Linked DNA regions of Mus musculus: region 2 is linked to region 1. Evidence: chromatin loops called from intact Hi-C (ENCODE). Cell type or tissue: gastrocnemius. All regions are shown on one strand. Links, peaks and the distances in the headings refer to the core of each region. The heading gives the core; the rest is flanking DNA. Region 1 holds the start of Epn1 (epsin 1). Region 2 holds the start of Oscar (osteoclast associated receptor).

Evidence for each region. Peaks named below come from ENCODE experiments on the same cell type or tissue, not always from the same donor. Only the 100,000 strongest peaks of a DNase experiment are listed, where the experiment ranks them.
Region 2: a loop joins it to region 1, with 5 times the contacts of the local background. A loop is called at or near these places in 2 of 42 quality-filtered maps.

Annotation. Positions count from the first base shown.
Region 1 is chr7:5,072,453-5,084,841 of GRCm38, forward strand. U2af2 (U2 small nuclear ribonucleoprotein auxiliary factor (U2AF) 2) reads left to right here. Exons shown (of 12, transcript NM_133671.3): 8 at 2,129-2,208; 9 at 2,283-2,405; 10 at 2,689-2,775; 11 at 3,016-3,264; 12 at 6,730-7,493. The coding sequence ends at 6,864. Epn1 (epsin 1) reads left to right here and starts at 7,783. Exons shown (of 12, transcript NM_010147.4): 1 at 7,783-8,025; 2 at 9,566-9,669; 3 at 11,211-11,530. The coding sequence starts at 11,303. In gastrocnemius, for the core only: no CTCF peak of the experiment used is centred there; a DNase peak (open chromatin) is centred at 7,727; H3K4me3 peaks cover 2,800 bases; H3K27ac peaks cover 2,004 bases.
Region 2 is chr7:3,611,489-3,623,877 of GRCm38, forward strand. Oscar (osteoclast associated receptor) reads right to left here and starts at 4,669. Exons shown (of 5, transcript NM_001290377.1): 1 at 4,553-4,669; 2 at 3,996-4,028; 3 at 96-395. The coding sequence starts at 4,589. It overlaps Ndufa3 (NADH:ubiquinone oxidoreductase subunit A3), which reads left to right and starts at 5,885. Exons shown (of 4, transcript NM_025348.3): 1 at 5,885-5,919; 2 at 6,129-6,203; 3 at 7,942-8,019; 4 at 8,513-8,675. The coding sequence starts at 5,910. The coding sequence ends at 8,604. Tfpt (TCF3 (E2A) fusion partner) reads right to left here. Exons shown (of 6, transcript NM_001290381.1): 4 at 9,575-9,644; 5 at 9,259-9,495; 6 at 8,836-8,986. The coding sequence ends at 8,867. In gastrocnemius, for the core only: a CTCF peak has its summit at 5,563 (motif pointing right); DNase peaks (open chromatin) are centred at 5,572, 5,858 and 9,324; H3K4me3 peaks cover 1,690 bases; H3K27ac peaks cover 1,421 bases.

The DNA of each region.
Region 1 (12,389 bases), core at 2,821-10,820:
TGCACAGGTTGGCCTAGGAGTCCTAGCTCAGCTTTTCTCTGTACTCTTTCATGTTAAACTTTCTACTGAGAACATGTAGATAACAGGCATAGTTGCTTTGGGCCATGCTGTTAAGTGACGGGCCTCTTTCACAGGGAGTCTCTACATTGCTTCCATTAAACAATAGAAGGAAGATCAGTCCTGTGTTGTGTCTCTTTGGGATGTGCCTGTCTGAAGACCTGGCCCTCCAGGTCTGCCTGTGCTTCTGCACAAAATTACCACTTTGGAGGAGGCAGCAACAAGTGGAATTCTGTCTTGTTTTTTCAACTTCCACTTCCAGAGGAGAAAAACAAAGGTCACTAAATAAACTAGAGAGGAAAAGCATTTGATGAAATCCAATAAGTATTGATGATAGAGTTAAAAGATTTGTAAATTGGAAGGCTGATGTTCTTCCTGGGGAGAGAATGGACTGATAACTTACACTGACATCACCTGTAGTGGACGCTGCGCTTCATTTCTGTGGAAGTGAAGTTGTTGTTCTTAGTCACCAGTGTTAGCACCTTGTATCCCTGGATTAAGTGTAGCAGAATGCTTCTGTATGCGCCCTGTTTGTAGTGTGTTGGTCTCCCTTTTTCTCTAGCTGTAGACAGCAAAGAATTGAAGTTAGGACAACTGGCTTGGGTCCTACCTTGTTCTCCCTCTGAGAGAGAAGTGATAAGTCACAGTGATTACCAGATTGGGCTTGTGGTCCAGCTGCTGCCTTGCTGCTTACTTGTCAGAGACTGGTGCAGAGTCAAGCCTGCTGAGCTGCTTTAGAAAAGCTCTGTTGAAGTCACCCTTTTCCTACTCTTAGAACTTTACTTCTTTTGCTTTAAGCTAGGGCTTTTGTACCTAAGGTATGAGTCTTTTGCCTCCATATAAGTATATACTGTTTGGATGCCTGGTGTCTAAGGACATCAGACGAGAGTGACGAATTCCCTGGAACTGGAGTTAGGAGTGGTTATGAGTCCTCCTGTGGGTGCTGGGGAACTGAACCTGGGCCCCCTGGAAGAGCAGCAAGCACTGTTAACTGCTGAGCCAGCTCTTCAGCCCCAGATAGATTTTTAAAGTGGTTGTCCTCTGGCTTATGGCAGTACTGGATATGGCCTGGCTGTTAATGCTTCTGCTTGTCATAGTTGCACTGTAACTTAGGTCTGTTGCACAGTCTAGATAACTTGACTACTGGGGTGCACTTCTAATAGTTAGAAATAGCTGAATTGATGCTTGCAGTTCTTTGGGGCTAAAGAGTTATAGTGGGGCAGAGCCAGCCTAGAAGATGGGTGGGGCACAGTGACTCAGGTTCTGGGTGTGTCGAGTCATTATCTTGATGCTTTTGTACATTAGGATGGACCACTGCATTTAGCATGGGGGAGAGCTGAAAAGGGTAGCCATACAGAGTAGCCAGACTGATGCAGGGCTGAAAAGGGTAGCCATACAGAGTAGCCAGACTGATGCAGGGGCCTGATACTGACTCTAAGAATTAAATGCTAATATTGGTGAAGCTTGTGGGGTGTGCTAAGAAACATCTGGCCGTCACTTCTATGTGAGTTGAGTAGAGAAGTGGTGCAGACTCCCTCAGGTGATAGCACCATGTAGTTATATTAGAGCTTTAATGGATCCTGAACACAGCTTCGAAGAGTTGACCATTAGTCATCACTACAGTGGCAGTCAACACTGAGGCATGTTCTGAGACTCTGAGCAGCCTCTCAGCTCCTTGTCACATTACCTCAGAATGCAGGTCACCCCTGCAGGGGCTTATGGATACAGGGCAAAGGACTGAACAACCGAATGGGATGAGATGTTGGTGGGTGGTTGTCAGTTCTTCGGGAATGTTTCATGTTCAGTTGTTGGCTGGCCTATGCTTGTATACTTGTCAGAATAAGGGGATTTAGTGTGGCCTCCTCCCACCTTTACATGGTATCTTAAGTAGATAGGACCTGTGAATCCATGGTAGATTTTTTTTTTTTTTTTTTTGAGAGACTGATTCTTCTGCCTTAGCCTCCCCAAGTGCTGAAAAGACAAGTGTGTGTCACCAGTCACAGCTTTCTTCCTGGATGTTGGGAAATTACTTTGTATTGGAATTGAAGTCTTTATACATTTTTGTCTTTAGGAGTTGTATCCACTGTAGTCCCAGATTCTGCCCACAAGCTGTTCATCGGGGGTTTGCCCAATTACCTAAATGATGACCAGGTAAATCCTCTGCTCTTTTGCTAGCTACCTTTGTCAGCCTGACCAAACCCTGATGAATTTTTGGCCCTTTGTAGGTAAAAGAGCTGCTGACATCCTTTGGGCCTCTCAAGGCCTTCAACTTGGTTAAGGATAGTGCCACAGGGCTCTCCAAGGGCTATGCCTTCTGTGAGTACGTGGACATCAACGTCACAGATCAGGTGAGTCTGAGTAGCTGCTCATTCCATCTGCCCTTAACCCTACTCTTATTTCTAACCTTAGGTATCCTCTCCTCAGGCTGTGGGGTGGGGTGGGGTGGGGTGGGGCAGGGTGTTTAGTCTTAAGCAAAGCCTTGTGGGGACTCATTCCTTTTCCCTTGGTTTTGCCTCTTTCCAATCTTAAAAGCCCTTTGCCTTTCATTCTTTCCCCACCAATGCCTGGTCCTTTGGTTCCTGACCTGTTGCTTTTCCTGCACCCTTTCCACCCTTTGTCCTCTGACCATAGGCCATTGCGGGGCTGAATGGGATGCAGCTAGGGGACAAGAAGCTGCTTGTCCAGAGGGCGAGTGTGGGAGCCAAGAATGCCACGCTGGTGAGCCTCCCGGCACGTCATCTTCCATTGGCTAGAGGGACCCTGGGGGTGGGAAGGGTTGGATGGGTAGGTTTTCTTGAGTTCTGCCCCAGTTTTCATGGGAGGGGATTTGGGCACTGGGTTCATAAGTGCTTAAGTAGAGGAATGGTCCCACTAGTTGGGTGTAAGAGGCACAGGCTTGAATGGAGGGAGGCTAGTCTGAGCCATTTTGTGACAGATCTGTTCTCCCTGACCCCACAGAGCACCATCAATCAGACACCTGTGACCCTTCAAGTGCCCGGCCTGATGAGCTCTCAGGTGCAGATGGGCGGTCACCCAACTGAGGTCCTGTGCCTCATGAACATGGTGCTGCCTGAGGAGCTGCTGGACGATGAGGAGTATGAGGAGATTGTAGAGGACGTACGAGACGAGTGCAGCAAGTATGGGTTGGTCAAATCCATTGAAATTCCCCGCCCCGTGGACGGCGTCGAGGTGCCTGGCTGTGGAAAGGTCAGGGTGCCCTTTTATCTTTTGTGAACAAATCCCTTAGCACCCTGTCTCTCTCAGTACCTGACTAGTTCTGAACAAGGGTGACGCAGAGGACCCTGAGAGGATCAAGGTCTCCTGGGGTCTTGGGGCCTATAGTGGAGAAATTGATTTCTATATATTGATGCTATGTGTGTGTCTCTGTCTGTCTATCTATCTATATGGTGTGTGTGTGTGTGTGTGTGTGTATATGTGTATATATATATATATGTGTGTATATATATATATATATATATATATAAGTTCAAAACTTAGTTTTTCTCTTTCTTATGTGGGATCCTTTAGCAAGTAGCTTTTTGCCTTTTTTTTTTTTTTTTTTTTTTTGGTTTTTCGAGATAGGGTTTCTCTGTGTAGCCCTGGCTGTCCTGGAACTCATTGTGTAGTCCAGGCCGGTCTTGAACTCAGAAATCCGCCTGCCTCTGCCTCCCAAGTGCTGGGATTAAAGGAGTGCACCACCACACCCAGCTTAGCTTTGCCTTTTTTGTTGGTAAGATGTTACTACATATAGTTTTCTTACTATCTACGTGCCTTGAAGCTGCATCTGTGTTCTTCTTTCACTGGCTTCTGAACCTCTTTTTAGAGTGTGGTACAAAGGTGACAACCACACACAGCTAGGCATCACATGTTTGTAGTCTAGATTTCAGAGGCTCCTGAGTTACCACCTCTACACTATGGTAGGTTTAGATAAGCTTTGCATGTCCACCTTGGAAGGTGCTGCTGAGGGGTTGCTGGTGTTCTTATTCTGCCATTAGAAGATTTGGCTGTGAATAGAGCTCTTACCCACAAACAGCGGGGGACACTTTGCTAGGGTGCTGTGTTGGGCAGTAGCAGGAAAGGGTGGGTATCAGAGTTGCTACATGCCTTTATTTTTCTTTCTGGTACTAAAGATAGAATTCATGGCCTTATTGTAGCTAACTAAGCAAGTGCTTTATCCCTGAGCCACTTCCATAGACCCAAGTTCTGGTTTTAGATAGGTGCCTGTCCTAGGCAGATGGACAGAAGCAGAGACTTTAGGTAGGATTGCTGTGTGTGTGGTTGGGGTTAGGGTATATTCAATGTAGGGACTTGCTTTTGCCCCTGTAGAGCTAATTGCTACATTGCAGGAGTATGAATGAGATGAGGCCAGGATGTTCAGCCATTGGTTTTTAGGAACTCTTGTTATGGCTGAAAGGACCATGAGCAGGATTTGAGAGAAGAGGCCAATTTTGCAAGAGGATTATGGAGGTCCTTATGAACTTGAGGAAGAAGCCTAGGGTTTTCTTGTAGAGGAGTGGAGCTTCACAGATAGAAGGAAGCTGATGTAATGCTAGCTCTTTGATAATGTATGGAGAGTGCCGAGTCATGAGTCAGGTGATCCATGGGGTTGCCTGTATTAGTATAAGAGAAAGATGGTGGCCTGCTTTAAAGTATGTCTTGTGCTGGGAGATAAAACTGTTTAGTCAAGGTGATATTATCTAGTGAAAACATACAGGTTGTATGCCCCATAAAACTTGAAGTGGCGAAATTGCCCAGTGACATTCAGAATATCTCTGTGTCCATAGTGATGTGGTGACTATAATGGGCAATGAGAAATGGATGAGTTTGTGGAGATGGGAGTGACAGGTGAGGTGGAGCCATTTTTAGGCCTACTGCCTCTGAGGTTACTTAGATATCCTAATAGAGTCAGCTAGGAAGCAGTTAGCTGGGTAGATGGGAACTCCCAAGTGGGTGAGGATTGATAGAAACTCAGACATGGGGAGGCTGGGCAGGTTTCAAATGAATCTTGGGAATGCAGCAGAGGTCTGGTGCAGTAGTCAAAAGGAAGAAGACTATCTGACTAAAAAAGCCTCTTGACTGCTTCTTTGCCTGTATTTGATATGCCACTCTTTCTGATTCAGGCTGGCACCTTAATGGAAGCCTGCCTTAAATGGGGATTGAGTAAATAAATACAGGATCTCTGAATGCACAGACTGGCCTCTTGAGCGGCTAACTCTTTGTCGGGGGGAGAGAGTGTATTGATTTTCATTTGAGATGGGGTTTTACTATGGTGCCTCAGCTTGGCTAGCTTTGAACTAGTGTCACTTAGCTACCATATTAACCTTTGTTCTATTCTTAAACTTCTAAAAGTATATGAGATTGATGCTGATGCTTAGTGTATATTATCCAGCTTTAAGTTATCAATATTGGGGGGGGGGGTTGTTTCTGCTTTGAGATGGGGTTTTACTGCATAGTCCCTACTGATCTTGGGCTAGTGATCTTGCCTCAGCCTCCCTGCTGGGATTGCAGATGTGTATCCTCACACCTGGATTATGCAGTGAGTACTTAAAGCTTAAAGAGTACTTAAAGCTTAAAGAGTAGGTGCTAGCTACACTTCTGTGTTAACAGACAGTGCTTATTATCTCTGTCCCCAGAACCAGCGGGCTAAACCCATAACCTTGGTTTTTTTAAAGAATGCTATTATAGTAAAACAGTCTTCATTTAATTCCTTGGTGTCTAGTCTACCTAAGTTCTGTTTAAATGTTACTATCTCTAAAATGTCTTGTTTCAGTAAGGTCCAAATCCTGATTTTGGTTGCAGTTTCTTTTTAACAGATTTTTTAAAAAGATTTATTTAATGTATGTGAGTACACTGTCGCTGCCAGACCCACCTGAAAACGTCATCGGATCCCATTAGAGATGGTTGTGAGCCACTGTGTGGTTGCTGTGAATTGAACTCAGAACCGCTGGAAGAGCAGTCAGTGCTCTTAACTGTTGAGCCCTCTCTCTCCAGCCCCTTTTAACTCACTTGTTTTTGTTTTTGTGCAAGCATAGGACAGTGTTTTGGGAAGGAGTCGGGTTGAATGCAGGATGCCGGAATTGTAGGGCCATTTTGCTGGCCCCATAAAGTTTCTATCACTTTTATCTCATATTCTCTCCACTCTCTTCTGAAGTCAACTGGTTTGTTAAAGTAGTGCGGTAGTCATGCAGTTCCCATGTTAGGGGACCTTCATTGTAATCATTTCCTTTAAGGTGATTGAGTGGTTCAAGCAGGCTTGTCAACATGGATAGATGAACCTGTTTTAATTCAGGTTGGGCTTGAGTCCTAATTTCTGAGCTTTCCTTACCTTGTCTGTGGGGAGAACATGACAGTTGTGGCTTGGGGAACACTGTAGGGTGCATGATGCAGAAGTGACCCCTTCTCTCCTCTGGGGTCTTGCCTCTGGCCACTGCCCCGTGTACTTAAGTGACTCAGGCCTGCCTGGTTTTCTTCATTTCTGTGATGTCTCGCTTCTGTGCCTTGTTCTTGGGTACTGGAGAACGTTTGGGTAAACACCCTCATACTGAACTGAAGTCCTCTGTGCAGTGTGGTGAGGTGTTCTCTCATTTCCTGTGCTGATTCTGTACTTTAAATGAATGCTGAGTAGATGCTAGGAGCCAACCTTGTTCACAGATATGCCTCTTGTTCCTACAGATCTTCGTGGAGTTCACCTCTGTGTTTGACTGCCAGAAAGCCATGCAGGGTCTAACCGGTCGCAAGTTCGCCAACAGAGTGGTGGTCACAAAATACTGTGACCCTGATTCTTACCACCGTCGGGACTTCTGGTAGAGGTGGCTGGGGGAGGGTGGGGGCAGGGCTGGCTGGGGACTTTCCCCCCACCTGTCCCCTCCTCCTTTCCCCCCTCTTGAAGAAGATGGGCAGAGGAGTGACAGCCGAATGACAGCCGGCAGCAACTGGAATGGCAGCAATTAAGGGGGGTGGGGGGTGGGGGGCTAGGGCAGGAAGGGGACTGGGCAAGTGCACACAGGCCCACACAGACACATGCACCCACACAGACACAGAGGGAACGGGCTGGGATGGGGACTGTGTGCACAGCAGGGCGGGTAGGACCTCCACAGCCCCTTCCCAAACAGCCTCTTATCCCTTACACCCCTTTCCTCCTCTCTTCCCCCATGGTAGGAACATAGCGTGTTTATATTTTATGGCCAAACTATTTTGAATTTTGTTGTCTGGCCCTCAGTGCCCTGCCCTCTCCCTTTGCAGGACCACAGCTCCCGTCCTTTGGCTTCTGGTCCTTCCTGTTCTCCACCCTGGTTTCTTAAGTAGTTGGTTCTTCTCCTTAGTCTTCCTGACTCAACCCGTGGTCTCTGTCCCGCTCCCCCTCTCTGTGGCAGTTTCATATTTGCTAATACGAATTTGCTCATTAAACATTTTGTTGTATTTTACTTTATGGATCCTCATCTGTGTCCAGTGTGTCCGCCCGTCTCTTTCGGCCGAGGGTGTGGAGGGTGGCACCCAGGGAAGGAGGCAGGCCTGAGGGTCCCGCGAGGGTAGCCACAGTGGAGGCTTCAAGGCTTGGACCTTTACGCGTCTCCACTGCTGCGTAGATGCGGAAGTGACGCAAGGGCATAAGGACGCGCAGTCCCGTGCGCCGGAAATGGTGCCGGGGTGGGTTTGGTCGCGGAAGTGGAGGCTGCCGGGCGAAGTGCAGAGGGCGGGGCACGTGAGTTCATTTCCGCTTCCGGTCCGCTGCCACCTTCGGTTGCTTCCCGTCCGCTCGGCGGCTCCCCTCCCCCGCCCGGCTCTCTGCGCCCCTCCCGGGCGCCGGGGCGGCGGGGCCGTCGCTGTGCGGCCCTCCGTGCGTCTGTGCGTGCGCACGTGCGCACTTCTGCTTCCCGCAGCTCGGCGCGCGCCCCGCGACACCGAGGCCGAGCGGGGGCAGGGGGCTGACCGTCATGACCCCTGGAAGCCCGGTATAAGCGGGCCGAGGTGAGCGAGGGGCGCAATGCTGGCCTCCGTCGCGGCAAGTCCGGTGTTCCGGCCTGGGCCGTGGCGCGCGCGGGTCCAGCCAGCCTCGGAGCCGGTGTTCCAGCCGCTGATGGCTTGTGGCTGCTTTTGTACCGCTGTGCCCGGGTCGGGTTTGCCTGCCGGTGTGTGTCTTTTTTTGGGATTGTCAGTGTCCCCGTCTCGCGTGGCCCTGCTGTCTGTGTTGCTCTGCTTCTGTGTTTCTGTGTTTGTACAAAAGGGCTTGGAGATCCGAGTGCTGTTTGTGTCTTGGATTGCTCCGTGTTCCTGTCAGGATGCATGCAATGCTTGTATTTTCTGGGTTTCTGTGTCTTCATTTCCCCAGACTGGTCTCCCTCTTGGTGCATTATTTCTCTCCGGGTCATTGCTGTCGTCCCCAGGCCCAAAATTCCTTTCTAGGAACCCACTGCTTTTGCTTAGGATGTGCTTCCCAGGTTTCTGAGTCTCTGGTGTTCTGACAAGAGCTCTGGCTGTGGATTCCAAAGCCCCCGCTGCTTGCCTTGGTCTTCAGTTTTCCTAGTCTTCTAAACGGAAGCATTCATAATTCCTGCACCACAGGGTCTCTGCGCATTGGAGTGGTCCTGGTAAAGTGCCTTACAGTGTCTGGCCTGGAGTTAAGCATGTGATTATTAGTAGCTCTAGTTACTAGAGATTTTGTCTCGCTTAGTATTTGATACCAGGTTTTTGAGTCCCCCTTGGGGACTCACTATATTGTTTGTACTGTTTAATAAGAAATTCTAAATTAACTGTGGAAAATGGCCCCATTTTCAGCAGCATTTGTGAGATTTAGTATGTTTTTTTTGAACATGCTTGAAGTAGGTAGTTGGTGTTAGGATAGTGCGTCTTTAGATGCCACCCTTTTGGAAATGTTTTTTCTGATAATAATAGCAGCCAGGAGTACCGAGCGCCTACTATCTGTGGGGCACAGAACCAAGTTCTTTATGTACCCGTCTTATTTAATCAGCAAGCTTGCCGGGCAGCACCCCTCCCTTTGTTACACAGTTAGGTGAACTGAGTCACAGGGTTGTTTTGCTGGTTGCTTATGTGGCCGGGATTTGAGTGCAAATTTTGTGTTCTTTTAAGTTATATCTCTTCCCACCCCCCCCCAGCCCTGGGTGTCATGTGTGTGTTTTGTTTCAGGGTCCCTGTCTTTCTGTCCTCCCTGTCCTCCTGCCTCGCTGTATTGCTTTCTTTTTGCCCGAGTTTTGGTGTGTCTCTTCTCTTCTCTTCTCTTCTCTTCTCTTCTCTTCTCTTCTCTTCTCTTCTCTCTCTCCCCCCCTCCCTCTTTCTCTCCCTTTCTCCCTCCCTTTCTCTCCCCTCCCCCAGTCTCCTTATGTTTGTCATATGTTTGTCTTCTGGTGTCTGTCCAGGCCTGACTTGGGACCCAGCTGCTTTTTTTTTTTTTTTTTCTTTGCCTAGTTATGCCTGTTTGCAGGTGCTCCATTTTCTGGCCTGAATTCAAGGTAAAGAGCAGCCTTTCCTATTCTCCTATGTCTTCCTTCAGGTTGGATCATGGTAGGGCTCAGTAAATCTCCCTCCATGGCTTGTTGGAGAGGCACAGACTGGTGATCGGAGTCTACTCTGGACCCAGGCTGCTCCAGTTGTGAGGTGTGTGTCCCTGGGCAAGGTGCTAATGTGCCCTTGTTCCCTCCTGTGTAAAGTGGCTGTGAGTCATGGATTTGTAAGGATTGAGTTGATAGCGCAAAGGACTTAATGGGTGCCTAGAAGGATGTAAAGGTTGTGGAAGTGCTTGTTAATATTCCCCTCATTTGCTTGATTTCTGCCCTTGATGCTTTCTGACAGCTGGTCACAGCACAGGTTAGTTTATTTAGGTTAATTTAAAAGCATGAGTTTAATGGCACACACCTTTAACTCCGTACTTGGGAGGGGAGGGACACATGGATTTAGCTCTTCAAGTTCCAGGACAGTCAAGGCCATGTAGAGAGATGTTGTGTCACCCCCTCCCCCCAACCCACAAAAAAATGAGTTTATACAGGTAATATGGGTTTGATTGTTGAGTCTGCTTTTGCATTTATGATATGACCTTGACCAAGTTATTAAACTTCCATGAGGCCATTGTCTACATTCATTGTTAGATGATATGTGCCTCGTGGCACAGTTGGTATCCATTAGTGGGGACTCCTACATTTCTTATCTCTCTGCTCCCTTGAGCTTCCCTCCCTACCCTCTGGACACCTAGTCCCCTGGGCACCCCCACTCCCCAGTCTCCCACTGCCTCAGGCTATCTCCTCTGTCTCCCTACCATTTTTTTAAATCCCATCATTGGCCTCTTTTGCCATGACTCCTGTCCCAGGGTTGTTTGCTTCTCTCTTTCTTTCTTTCTTTCTTTCTTCCTTCCTTCCTTCCTTCCTTCCTTCCTTCCTTCCTTCCTTCCTTCCTTCCTTTCTTTCTTTCTTTCTTTCTTTCTTTCTTTCTTTCTTTCTTTCTTTCTTTCTTTCTTTCTTTCTTTCTCAATTTCCTTCCTGCACTGTTGATTGAATGGTTTTTCCCAGCCAGCTTCTTTGTAGAGAAAACCAAACAAATATCCTTTCTATCACTGTGGGTCTTAGGTCAACCATAGTTTCCGAATCAGACAAACAGCTTTAAAAATCACAAGAATCCACTCACAGCAACCCCTCTGGGAACAGTGACAATGACATTTGAGTTCGTGTAAGCAGCACCCTGGGGATGTGTGGCAAATCTGGTGAGGAAGGAGGAAGAGTTTGTTAGCAGGACGGGACGGGGTGCCCCCTGAGAGCTGGCTGGCTTCTACTGCAACCTGTGTAGTAGACCCTTATCACATGTGCAACACTTCACTTTGTCCCAGAGAAATCCAAGGTCTAATGGCTTTTCCTGTTAAGATGTGGCTAAGTTAGAGTATGGACTCAGGGTGTCTGACCTACCACTTACATGTTCTGCCTTAGCTGATCTGGGGCCCCAGGCAGGAAGAACCTAGACTTGTTTGAGGAACTGAAAGAAGGATGAGCTAGCTTTAAGACAGAAGTTAACGGGAGGGAGTCTTCTCAGCCACTTAGCATCTTGCTTTCCCCTCAAGGGTGGTGGAAAACCTGTAGAGCGGGAGGCTCAGGCAGCTTGGGTGCTGGTTGCCTCCACATCTCTTTTGTGTTTCCAACCCCCCAAACCCCCAGATGTGGTGATCTACCAACGTCCATTGCGGTCTCCCTTTGTGAGTCGCGTCATTTCTCCATGCCCCAGCCCCTTGACACCACTACTGGGCACAATGTCGACCTCATCGCTGCGGCGTCAGATGAAGAATATCGTCCACAACTACTCAGAGGCTGAGATCAAGGTCCGCGAGGCCACAAGCAATGATCCCTGGGGCCCATCCAGCTCCCTCATGTCAGAGATTGCTGACCTCACCTACAATGTTGTGGCCTTCTCCGAGATCATGAGCATGATCTGGAAGCGGCTCAATGACCACGGCAAGAACTGGAGGCACGTCTACAAGGTCAGCACCTGGGTGTGGTCCCTTGGGGCAGTAGAACGGGAACATATCAGGGTATGCCTTGCCTAGTTTCTCAAGAGGGGGAAGGTTGAAGACTATTCTTTTATTTTTTATGTTAAATCTCTGCAACAGATTGAGCCCTCAACATCCCTGGGACATTGGTTCCTAGTTTTCACTTCACTTGACCGGAGTCGGATGATGGTCAAGTATCTTCTGTAAAGTTGTAAAATCTTTGTGAATGACCAGCGGACGTCTTCTCGTGTCTTTCTCTTTATTGCTTACAGCACCTAGAATAATGCAAATGGTGTATAACATAGTGTCTGTCATACTGTCACTAAGGGAATAATTAATGACAAGAAGGTCTATATAATTCTGTACAGAAAGATTTTCCCCTAAACTCATTTGTTTTCATTTGGTCTTTCTGTGTAGCTCAGGCTGGCCTAGAATTTGTAGTGAGCCTTCTGAGTTCTGGGATTGTGTCAGCACCCAGACATATATTCGCTCTTACTTAGTTTTTTATTTATTTTTTATTTTTTGGATAGGGTCTTAAGGAGTCCAGGCTAGCTTTGTGCTCTGTAGCTCCTGATCCTTCAGGTATTTTTATTTATTTATTTTTTGTTTCTTTGTTTTGTTTTGTTTTTTGTTGTTGTTGTTTTTGTTTTTGCATCAGTTCCCAGCCGCTGAAGGCTGTCTTTGTCCGTGCTTAGAGGTGTGTACTTCTGATGCACAGATGGCTCTGGGCTGTGGGCATGTTGGGACAGCATATGAGACTCTCACTCAGGTTATGGGGATGTCAGACTTGCTGATATTTATTGATGTTATGAAAGGCAGAGCCTTGGGGGCAGGTGACAGACTAGTGCCT
Region 2 (12,389 bases), core at 4,390-12,389, 1.5 Mb before region 1:
CCCTATCGCCTCTCTCCTTGTGTTCCTTTTCTACCCTCTCCTACCCTCCTTCACCTCACTCCTGTGCCCTTCTCCCATTTCTTCCCAGACCTCACCCGTTACCAGCAGTTCCAGAACATTACTGGGCTGAGACCAGACACCTGGCCCCCAGTCTGTCTTGCGGTAGCGGCAGTGATAACTGCCCCCTTGGGCCGGAGTCACTTCTTCCAGGAAGAACTCAGCCAGCTCAACGGACACATCCCGGAGGAGCAGAGGGGTGACAAGGCCACTTTTGAAGAGTGCAAACCGCCAGGCAGATTGAGGTGCGCGGCAAGTCAAGGTCACGTTGATCCCAGGAGTCACAACTGCAGCAGGATGAGCTCCCAGCCATGGCTGGGGGTATGAGGCTAGGGGCGCTTAATAAAAAAGACTGCTTGGGTCCTTAGGACCCTCCAACCCAGAAGGCCCAGGAGCTTAAGCAGAAGTCGGACACCATGAACCTCTCTCTATAAAGAAGGGGAGGGCCTGGAATACAATCACAGCCGGCCTAAACAAGCTGACAATCACTGGAATAGTACTCTTAACTTTGAGCTTTTCCCCATAGTTGTTTGTGCTAAGGAACAATTCCAGAGCCTTATGCATTGTGGATAATCACTCACTCTACCACTAAGATATAGACTCAAACCTCCTCTGTTTTTTTGTTTGTTTGTTTTTGTCGTCGTTGTTTGTTTGTTTTGAGACAAGGTCTTACGTACCCCTAACCAGCCTTGAACTTGCTATGGAGTGGAGTATGACCTTGGATTCTAATTATAAGCCTCTGCCATCTGATCCTCCTGGATTATAAACCTGTGCCACCATCAGGCCCACCACCTCTCCCTCCTATCTATGCTGAACTGGGACCTATTAGGCAACCAATCTACCAACTGAGCTACATCGCCAACCCCTGCTCCACAATTTTTGGCATAGTTTCAAAATGCCATACCAGACATGGTTACTTTGTTTTAACCTACTGTTACTGTTTTGTTTTTGAAACAAAGCCTCACTATGTAATTCTTTTTGTCCTCAAGCCCATTATGGTGCAGGCTGGCTTCAAATGTGAAATTCTTCTTTCTGCCTCAGCTTTCCAAGTGCCGAGATGACAGATCTGTACTACCACACCTTGACAGAAGCAGTTATAGTTTGCAACATGTCAATAATTATTGCTATGGTTTGAACAAGCTCAACTGAACATTTAATATAACAATGTTGAAAGGTGGGTCTTTGACAGGTAAGAGAATAGGGGCTGAAGATGACTTTACAGTTAAGAGTATTTACTGCTTTTGCAGAGGACCTATGGTTGGCTTCTAGCACCCATATTGGACAACTCATAACTACTTGTAATTCCAGTTCCAGGGGGATCTTGATACCTCTGGCCTCTGCAGGCACCTGCACTCAAATACATCTACTTCTACACAGACACAAGGCAATGGGATAGAATACCAGGTGTAGTGATGTGCCTGTAATCATCCCCCAGAGAGGGCTGGGGCGTGGCTCAGTGGGAGAGCATTTGCCTAGAATGCCCCAGTGATGGACTGGGGTGTGCCTCAGTGGTTTTGTACCTGCCTAGAATCTGCCAGTGAGGGGGTGGGGGTGAGCTCAGTGGTAGAGCCCTTGCCTAAAATGACTCAGTGAGGGACTGGAAGTGCAGCTCAGTGAGAGCACTAGCCCACTATATATACAACCATTGTTTCAATCCATGCCTAGAACAGAGCCAAACAACAAAACTGTAACATAAGCTGGGTAGTGGTGGGCGCACACCTTTAATCGCAGCATTCGGGAGGCAGAGGCAGGCAGATTTCTGAGTTGGAGGCCAGCCTGGTCTACAGAGTGAGCTCCAAGACAGCCATGACTATACAGAGAAACCCTGTCTCGAAAAAAAACAAAGCAAACAAACAAACAAATAAGCCCATAACATAGTCAATGACCCAATACTTCCACTGCTTCACAATAGGCACATTCTTGTTTGTTTGTTTGTTTGAAACAGGAATTCTCTATGTAGCCCTGACTGTCTTGGAACTTGCTCTGTGGACCAGGCTGACCTTGGACTCAGTAATCCATTCATTTATCTCTGCCTCACTAGTACTTGAATTAAAGGCATGCACTGCCACTGGCTGGCTGTTGTTTTGGGTTGTGTTTGTTTGTTTTTTGGGTGTTGTTGTTGTTGTTTGAGAAAGGTTTCTCTGTGTAGCCCTGGCTGTCATGGAACTTACTCTGTAGACCAGGCTGGCTTCAAACTCAAAAATCTGCCTGCCTCTGCCTCCCAAGTGCTGGGATTAAACCACTGCCCAGCTGTTTGTTTTTGAGGCAAGGTCTCATTATGAGTTCAGGCTGGTCTTGAACTCAAAGAAATTTTCTTGCCTCTGTCTTCCTAGTGCTGGAATTAAAGTTATATACTATCACTGCCTATCACCATAGGCAATTCTTATTTGTAAATATATTTAAAGAGGCAGGGCGGTGGTGGGCACACGCCTTTAATCCCAGCACTTGGGAGGCAGAGGCAGGCGGATCTCTGGGTTCAAGGCCAGCCTGGTCTACAGAGTGAGTTCCAGGACAGCCAGGGCTACACAGAGAAACCCTGCCTCAAAAAAAAAATTAAAGAGGAAATATAACTATCTAATAATTGGAAAATATCTCTAAGACAGAACATAAGTTTAACACTTAAGACACAGAACAGGATGACTCATAAAATACTAATTCTGATCTGGTAAGAAAAGGAGGAAGTATGTAAATGCATGGTACGGATGAGTGCTGGGAACCTTTCAGTAGGATTCGGGAACATGGGAAGGGGAAGAAGAAGCCTGTTGCATCTTTTGGTAATAACTGGGCCTTTATAACCACGAGTACCTATTTGATTTATCATTTAAATAGATTTAACATTAGGATGCTGGAGAAATGGCTTAGCAGATAAAAGTACTTGTTGCCCTTGCAAAAACTGGGGCTAGGATTCTCAGCAGCTCATGGTGGCTTACAAGCACTGTACCTCCAGTTTCAGAGGCTCCTCCTGCTGTCTGCTGAACTCTGCGAGCCCTGGACATGCATGTGGTGTGTATGCATGCAGGCAGAACATTCATGTACATAAAACTAAATCAACTGATAACTCAGGGATGAATGGCTTCCCAGTGGTTCTCAGGCCAAATTGAAGCATAGTGGGAAAAATTGAAGAGAGAAGAATTATCTCCTCCATCAAAACCCTGAGAAGAAGCCATCTCGGGTGGGGGAACCTCCTTCTGTGGAAGGCAGGCTCCCGTGAGAGAAGCTCGTATACTTGGCATTGAGGAACTCCTATGTCTGGAGCCTTGAAATATGCCAGGATCTGGCCCTATAGTTTCCCTATATAACTACATTAAATCCTCACTGCAGCCGACTTACCTAAGGAAATGGAGGCTTCAAGACCCCTGTTTTTTTTGTTTGTTTGTTTTTCTTTCTTTCTTTTTTGTTTTTGTTTTTGTTTTTTCCACACAGGGTTTCTCTGTGTAGCCCTGGCTGTCCTGGAACTCACTCTGTAGACCAGGCTGTCCTCGAACCCAGAGATCTGCCTGCCTCTGCCTCCCGAGTGCTGGGATTAAAGGTGTGCGCCACCACGCCCGGCTAAGACCCCTGGTTTGTTCAAGGACATGCAATAATGAACAAGATTGTCTAGGTCTCCTTAACATCCACATTCATGGTCATCTCTATTCACCTATAGTGGTTACTAAAGAGATGAAGGACAAAGTGAAGGGAGAAGAGAGCAACATGCAGGGGGCAAGGAGGAGGGGATGGAGGAAGAAGGAAGGAAGGCTATGAAAGGGGGAAGGGAAAGAGACAGGAGAAAAGGGAGAAGAAAAGAGGCAAGGTATGTAGTGGAGGAAGGGATGGAAGGAGAGAGGAAGAGAGGGGAATGAGGGAATCTGGGGTGAAGCTAGGCACAAAGATAAAATGAGTTGTTGGAGGCGAGGTGTGAGCAGCATAGCATAGAGCAGGTGGAGTCTCCCACTCACCTGTTGGTGTGAAGTCAGCACGGCATGCAGGCCCTGCAGAAGGTGAAGAGTTGGTTTTTACAAAGCCCTTTGTGGACTACCGTCTCCCCTCTAAGGAGCCCTAGACTCTGATTACATGAAGCCTGCCACCGTCTTTTTTAGGATCAAGCAAAACTCTGTACTTCCATTCCCCATACTTAAGAAGCTGCTGTCTGACCCAAGAGGACAGGCCTCTGTTCCCCACCTTTCCTAAGAACAATACTTTGCTCCTTGGGGTTTCTCTGCCTTGGGGTTTGAAGGTTTAGATGCCCCCTCCCTCCAGCACAGTAGACTTGCCCATTTACCATGAGAACTGAATACATTCTTTGACCCCTAGATATCCCTTACTCTCCTCTGCCTGGAGATCCAGAGAAACCTATGCTCACCCCCGACCCAGCAATCTGTCTTCCCCCGTTTAGGACTCAGGTATCTGGGTACCAGTCCTGATTCCTTTTTCTAAATTGGATGTTGAATTCCATATGAACAGATATAGCCCTCAGCCCAGCCAAGGATCCACACACAGGGGAGGGACAGCTCACAGAGAGTCGACAGCTGGAGTATCAGCGACAGGACCATGGTGGGCACTCTCCGTGGAGCTGAGGAAAAGGTTGACCCTGCCTTTTTCACTCTGAGGAAATGAAGCAACACCAGAAAGCCATGTGAGAGTCCTGTTTAGGGAACAGAGGAGTCAGGTGGAGGCTCCTGGGTAACTGTGTCATAGTTTCATTGTCTTGGAAAAAGTTGCAAGATGGAACAGTCATAGCCTCTGGTGTTCTTTAATTTAACTTAAAAGTTGGGGAGGAGGGCTGAGGACGTTGTCGCTAAGTAGAAGACCACTTGCCCAGAGTAGCCTCAGCACTGAGGAGAGAAAGGAAAGGGGCAGGTGGGAGGAAGAAAAATGGAAAAGAGGAAAAAAACAACAACAACAACAAAAAAAACAAAACAAAAAGGTAGAAAGGGAAAAAGAAGCTTGCTGTACAATATGTACTATGCCGGTAACAAGAGAAGGCTCAGACTCCATTACTGCTCTCACTGTCCAGTCCAGATATGTTAATTTTTTTAAGTGATGTGCATTATCTTAGAGGCTCAGGCTTGTAATCTCACCAGCTTGAGAAACCAAGGCAGGAGGCTGTCAAGTTCAAAGATTGCAGGGCCAACTTGAGCCATTTAATGCCCTGTCTCAAAATAAAAAGTAATGAAAGGGCTGAAAAATGTGGCTCAACAATAAAAGATATGCCTAAAATCCACCAGCAGGGACCTGGGATAGTAGAATCTATCAGCAAGTGGACGGAGGAGTGGCTCAATCGGAGATGGGTAGCCTAGCCTGTCCTGGTTTCAGTTTTCAGCACTAAGGGGCAGATGGAGGGAAAAGCCATGATCTGCATGCTAGTAACACAAAGCACAGGCAGTCCTTAATATATTTGGGATTAATTTAGAATTTCCAGAATGAGCTTATGTCTAGATGTGATCTCAATGTAAAGCTGACTTTTTTTTTTTTAAGGTTTATTTATGAGTACACTGTTGCAGTCTTCAGACACACCAGAAGAGGGCGTCAGATCCCATTGCAGATGGTTGTCAGTCACCATGTGGTTACTGGAAATTAAACCTTTGGAAGAGCAGACAGAGCTCTGAGCCATCTCTCCAGCCCAAAGCTGACTTTATTACAGGAGAACGTTATGTTACTTCTCCGATGCATTTGCTGAGTTATAAACTATAAGAAAATGGTGAGGCCAGCAGGTGTTCAAGGTGGTTTAAATCTTTCAGTCCTCTTAAGCCTCACTCCAGAACTACAACTCCCGAAAGGGTCCACGTCCTCGCCCAAGGGGCGGGGCCTCACGCAAGGAGAAGGACCACAACTCCCAGAGAGCTCCGCTCCTTGTCGCCGCCAAGAACAAGATGGCCGGGAGTAAGTACAGGTTTGGAGCTCGCGGGGATCAAGTAGTTCCAGGAAACTGTGGGCTGATCCGTGGCTGAGTCTCAGTGGAGCCTTGGGGACCGGTAATCCGTCCCAGAATAGGGGCGCGGCAGTCACGAGGGTGCAGAGCAGGGGTGATACGAGAGTGTTAGAGGTCACCGCAGTAGTCCCCAAGGGTGACTGTCTTCTCACCTCTCTAGGAATCTCTGCCTTCCTCAAGAATGCCTGGGCGAAGGAGCCGGTGCTGGTGGTGTCCTTCTCTGTCTGGGGCCTCGGTGAGTGCCCCCTTCCCCGGCGCGAAAGTGCATCCTCCACCCGGAAGTCATCAGCATTCCACGGCACAGTTTCATCTCGCATCCCCTTGCCAGCCATATCCTGACATTACTGTCGCTCTTCCCTCACCACACACAAGAGGTGCACATTCAACTCAGTTTGACTCTGTAGGCAGAACTCCTCGGCGAAGTCTGACTTATGCAAATCTCTCAGCAAGCCTCCCACCTTGCAGTGGGACAGGGTTACTCACAGTTCTGATGCATTGAAGCCCGGGAGATGGAGGTGACCTGTTAAATTTTCATTCTGAAAGTCTGGGGTGAGGCCTTGGATTTGGCAGCCATCACAGTACCAAAATTGTCAGTATTGCTGGCCTGGAGTGTGACAGAGAAGTTCTAAAACCCACCACCAGCTATCTACCACCCTGACTTTCAAAGACCTAGAATGCTCTAATGTATGTGGTTTTAATTGATTATATGTTGAAATAGTGATTTAATGTATACTTGGTTCGTTCTTAAAGTTAAAATTACATTTTTTAAGGTGTGTGTGTGTGTGTGTGTGTGTGTGTGTGTGTGTGTTGGCTACCAGTTGGGTTTGGGGGGTCGGAGGACAACTTACTGGAGTCAGTGCTCATTCTGAGTTCCAGTGAGCAGGTAATTTTAACTATTGAGCTCTCTCACCACACTAAGGTTAAAAACTTCCTTGAACTGACTTCTTCTGAATCTTTTCAGTTTTCTTTTTTATAGAGGATACAAATCACTTAGCTCAAGTGGGCCTCAAACTCACAGCAGTCTGCCTTGGGTTCTTATGTGTTGATATCACACGCCTGAGCCACCATCCCTGCATATCTTTATTTTATTTTATTTTAATTATTATTATTATTATTTGGTTTTTCGAGACAGGGTTTCTCTGTGTAGCCCTGGCTGTCCTGGAACTCACTCTGTAGCCCAGGATGGCCTCGAACTCAGAAATCCACCTCTGCCTTCCAAGTGCTGGGATTAAAGGCATGCGCCACCACTGCCCGGCACGTATCTTTTCTTAAAAATGTGTGTGCGCCTCTGGAGGCAAGAAGAGGACGTAGGTTCTTTTTCCTTTGGAGTGGGAGATATTAGGCATTTATGAGCTGCCTGACATGGCTGCTGCGGATTGAACTCAAGTCTTCTGGACGACTAGAAAGTACTCTCCTTACCTGAAGAGCCATCTCCCAGCCCCCTCAGCTTTTACACACTATGTTATCTGTGTTTCTGTATCCACATATGTGGGAGTGCTCACAAAAGCCAGATACGTTTGTTGGATGCTGTGGAACTGGAGTCAAAAGGTGCTAGGAGCCAAACTCTGCAAAGCAGCAAGTGTTCTTAATTGCTGAGCCATCTCTAGCCCCTTAACATGTGTAGTTTAAGATGTGAAATTAACATGTGGTTATTAACTTGTATCAGCAACACTAACCTGATACATTCCTTTCATGGCTATAGCCCACATGGGCTAATCTAAAGGCTATCTATCGTGACCAGTCTTTGGACCTCATGTGTTCCTGAGTGCTTGTCTCCAACCTCTATGCTATTCTCCACTCTCAGGATTTACACTGACCCAGGTTAAGTGGGGATGGTTGAGTGCTGAGGACCCACCAAAGGGCCCTACTGGTTGTGCTGGCCTTTTCTCGCTCCCTTTTGCCAGGGCTTTTTCTACCCTTTCCCCACCCCTGGAGAGCTACTTCATCCTGGGGTCTTTTGTCTTTCTCCACAGCTATAATTATGCCCATGATTAGCCCCTACACCAAGTATGCTAGCATGATCAACAAGGCCACACCCTACAACTACCCAGGTGAGCAGGGACCTGTGTTGGGGGGAGGGCCAGACATCTGTGTAGGAGAGTCCTTAATGCATTGAAATGTTCTTTGTCCACGCTTTTTTTTTTCCTTTCCTTTTCTTTTCTTTTCTTTTTTCTTTTCTTTTGAGATAGGGTTTCTCTGTGTAGCCCTGGCTGTCCTGTAACTCACTTAGTAGACCAGGCTGGCCTTGAACTCAGAAATCCACCTGCCTCTGCCTCCCAAGTGCTGGGATTGAAGGGGTGCACCACCACCGCCCAGTTTGTCCACACTTTTAAGTTACCCTAACATGCTCTCTCCAGATTTCTGTTCATCTCCCAGTTCCTTTCTCTCTGTTGGAGAGATCTCCCTCACTTCCCTGTGTCTTTGCGTCTGTTGAATCTCTGGCCCTCACTTTCCTTTTTCCCTGGAATACAGACACAAACCAGCTGTTTTCTCCAGGACTCTGGAGAGCTGCTGCTCTCAGTGGCGCATCCTTCTGTTTTGCAGTGCCTGTGAGAGATGACGGGAACATGCCTGATGTGCCCAGCCACCCTCAGGATCCTCTGGGTCCAAGCTTGGACTGGCTGAAGAACCTGTGAATGCCTCTGCTGATGGAAGAGGCCCCTTCCCTGTTGCTCTCCAATAAAAATGTGAAAACTAATAACCCCACAATCTTTTCTTTCGTGGGTTTCTTTTGTTGTTGTGAGACAAGGAAGTCTCATATGTAGTGTAGGCAGACCTGGAATTCAGTGTGTAGTCAGGGTAGCCTCCAACCCTGGAACCTGGATATGATCAGAGGTGGGAGCAATAAACGGTGACCTAGACAAGTGTACATAGGGAATCTGTTTATTGGGGAGAGGGTTAGTCAAAGGGTGGGCTGGCCAGGGTAGGGTAGGGTAGCAATTTGTCTGGCTCTCGGGAAACCCAACTTGAATCCAAGGCCTCATCTGCTTCAAAGCCAAAGTCTTCCTCAACCTTAATCTGAAAAGATACGGAACAAGATGCGAGGGATATGGAGACCCAGGAGACATACTACCCCCAAGCACACTCACCAATCAGCCTATGGGCACTGGTTTCCCAGGTTAGACACTTCCCACAATCAATCACTGACGACCATCCCTCAGCTGACTTTCTCTTCAAGCACTAGCCTGGTTTTCCAACTCCTCTATCCTACCTGATAGCAACCCAGTGTTGCCAGTCTGCCCAGCCCTCCCCAGACCTGGATCCCTCAAAGCCCAGCCCAGGATTCTCACCACGCCTTGGCCCCAGCCCTCGGCTCCCACCTGCACTGGGGCCAGTTCTGGAGTCAATGAAGCCCCCACCCGTGGCGCCCGCCGCCTCTTCCGCCCACTGGGCCCCTCGCCAGGGGCTGGGCTGGTGGGGTCTAAGGTTGCAGTTGTCCTTTGGGATGGGGAAAGCCCCTCTTTCTCTGGAGGTTCATTCTCAGCATTGCCTGGGGTAGGGACATCTGTGCCTTGGCTGCCATCATCCTGGTAAGATGTAACATGGTGGCGGTTAAAGACTCCTGGATTCCCCATCCTCCCAACCTGCTTGGAGACCAGAGCTCACCTCCAACACAATGGTGAACTGGCTATCTCGGTAGTCATCCCCGTAGGAGTCCAGCACCCTCATGAGGAACCTGTGTGGATGGAGATGCAGGCACTGAAAATCTTATCTTCTGAGGGAGTACGTAAAAGATAAGTCCAGGTCTCTTCAATCTAAAGTTCGCTTGAACTAGAAAGGTTTAGACCTCTGTAGCCTGAGCTCCCAGCCTGGGAACCAGTTGACCCCAAGTCTCCTACACAATGATAGGTGACATCCTTTACTGGGTTAGGTGCTGTGAAGGTATACTACATAGACTATTCTCTAAAGTACACAGTGTGATTGTTAGCATCTAGTAAACGTTCAAATTGTAATGTTGGTAATGAAGACTGAATTTTTTTAAGATTTATTTATTTTAGGTATATGAGTACACTGTAGCTGTCTTCAGACACACCAGAAGAGGACACTAGATTTCCTTACAGATGGTTGTGAGCCACATGTGGTTGCTGGGATTTGAACTCAGGACCTCTGGAAGAGCAGTCAGTTCTCTTAACTGCTGAGCCATCTCCCCAGCCCATGGAGACTGAATCTTGAACTTGCTTCACAAGTACTATACCACTGAGCTAGAGTCCCAAGCTACAGCTCTGACTGCTACTACTTCCTCCTCCTCTTTTTGAGACAGGATTTCTTTGTGTAATAGCCCTGGCTGTCTGGAGATTCAATTTTTAGACTAGATTGACCTCAAACATACAGATAATGGTTTGCCTCTACTTCCCAAATGCTGGGATTAAAGGTATATGCCTCCATGCCCAGCTCTAAACTTCCTTTTTGTCTGTTTTGTGACAGGTTCTCACTATGTAACCCTGACTGGCCTTGAACTCACAGAAACACACGTCCTCTGCTTCCCAAGTGCTTGGATTAAAGGATTTTGTTTTTGAGACACTGTAGTACTCAGCACCAAATAAAACAGCGTGGTAGCCAGATACCTGTAATCCCAGCAAGAATTGCACTCAGGTAAGAGGATCACAAATGGAAGGTTAGTTTGAGGGCAGCGTGGGCTACAGGAGAACCTGCCTGGGGTGAAGAATGTGAGGTGTGGGAAAAACTAACTGGACAGAGGAGGGTGTGGCATAAGAAAACTTCTGACAGTAGGAGCCCCTGCCAAGGCCCAGAAGTGCTCTAGGGATGGTGAGTTCCATGTAAAGCAAGGAGGCAAGCCACCCAAGTCAGGCCTCATTGGCCATCACGAAGGTGCTCACTTTTACTGTGCCAGTAAGGGCACTAAGAGGCTATGATCAGAGGGACAGGCTGGTGTCTGTGTGTGTGTGTGTGTGTGTGTGTGTGTGTGCGTAAGTGTGAGTGTGTGTATTAGTGTGTACTCTTGGCTGTCTTGGAACTTGTTCTGTAGACCAGGCTAGCCTCAAACCCAGAGAACTACCTGCCTTGAATGCTGGGATTAAGCCCCCTCATCCCCACCCCCACAAACACACACACACACACACACACACACACACCCCAGCCTGGCTTGTTTGTCTAGGCTGGGGCTGGAATTTGAGCTGGTAACAAGACCCCTGGTGGCAGGGTGTGACAGGTAGTCCAGAGGCCCCAAGAGAATGCAGCTGTGAGAGCTCAAAGGCATTATCAATCTTACGGAATTGTTACAGGGTTTCTCTGTATAGCCCTGGCTGTCCTGGAGCTCATTCTGTAGACCAGGCTGGCCTCCAACTCAGAAATCCGCCTGCCTCTGCCTCCCGAGTGCTGGGATTAAAGGCATGAGCCACCACACCCGGCAAGAACAGACTTTCAAAAGCTGTCCTCTAATGTTTACATGTACACTGTGCACACCCATATTCAACTCTTTCTTCCCAATGTGTATGGGACCCATGCTATCAAACAGAGCAGACATGGCTACCTTTGGCACACTGTGAAGGTGACTTTTAATTCAATTATTAAAATAACTGCTTAATGGCAATTATTTTAGTCAGCCCCCTTTGGTTGCTAAGCGCAGGTAATGTATATGTGGACAGTACAACTCAAGAAATGGGATTTTTAAAAAGATTTTTTTTATTTATATGGATGCATGTATGTCATGTAGAGCTGTGCCTGAGAAGGCCAGAAGAAGATGGCAGATTCTCTGGATTGGGAATTACAGGAGGTTGTGAGCTGCCTGATAATGGTGCCCCTAACCAATGATCCACCTCTCCAGTCCCAGTTTCCTTTTATATACTAGAGATTGAGCCTGGGGGCTAGAGGGATGGCTCAGCTCTTAAGAGCACTGGATGCACTTCCAGGTTTAAGTCCTGGCACCCAAATGGCAGCTTACAACCTTCTGTAACCCAGGGGATCCAATGCCTCCTTCTGACCCCTTGTCTACCTCACTAGTGTGGTACACAGGCACATAGGCACCATACGAATAAAATGAAAGGTTTACAAGGATAGAGATTGAACCTGGGGCCTTGCAGATGCTAGGCAAATGCTCTACTGATGGGCCATATGTCCAGCACTTCCTGGGGGACTCTAGGCAGGTGATCTACTAGTGAGCCACTCCAGGCCCTCACTGGAGGATTCTACGCAAACATGTTATTACCTCTGAACTATATCCTCAGTTCTCCTTTTGTTAAATTTAAACTCGATTTAGTTTTATGTGTATAGATATTTGCATATAAGTACATACACACACCACGCACATGCCTGATGCCCGCAGAGGCCAGAAAAGGGTGGTTGGATCCCCTGGATTGGAGACACAGACAGTTGTGAGCCACCACGTGGGTGGTGGAAGCTGAACCTGAGTCCTCTTCAGGGACAGTAAGCACTTCTCACCAGGCCGCCTCTCCAGGCTCTA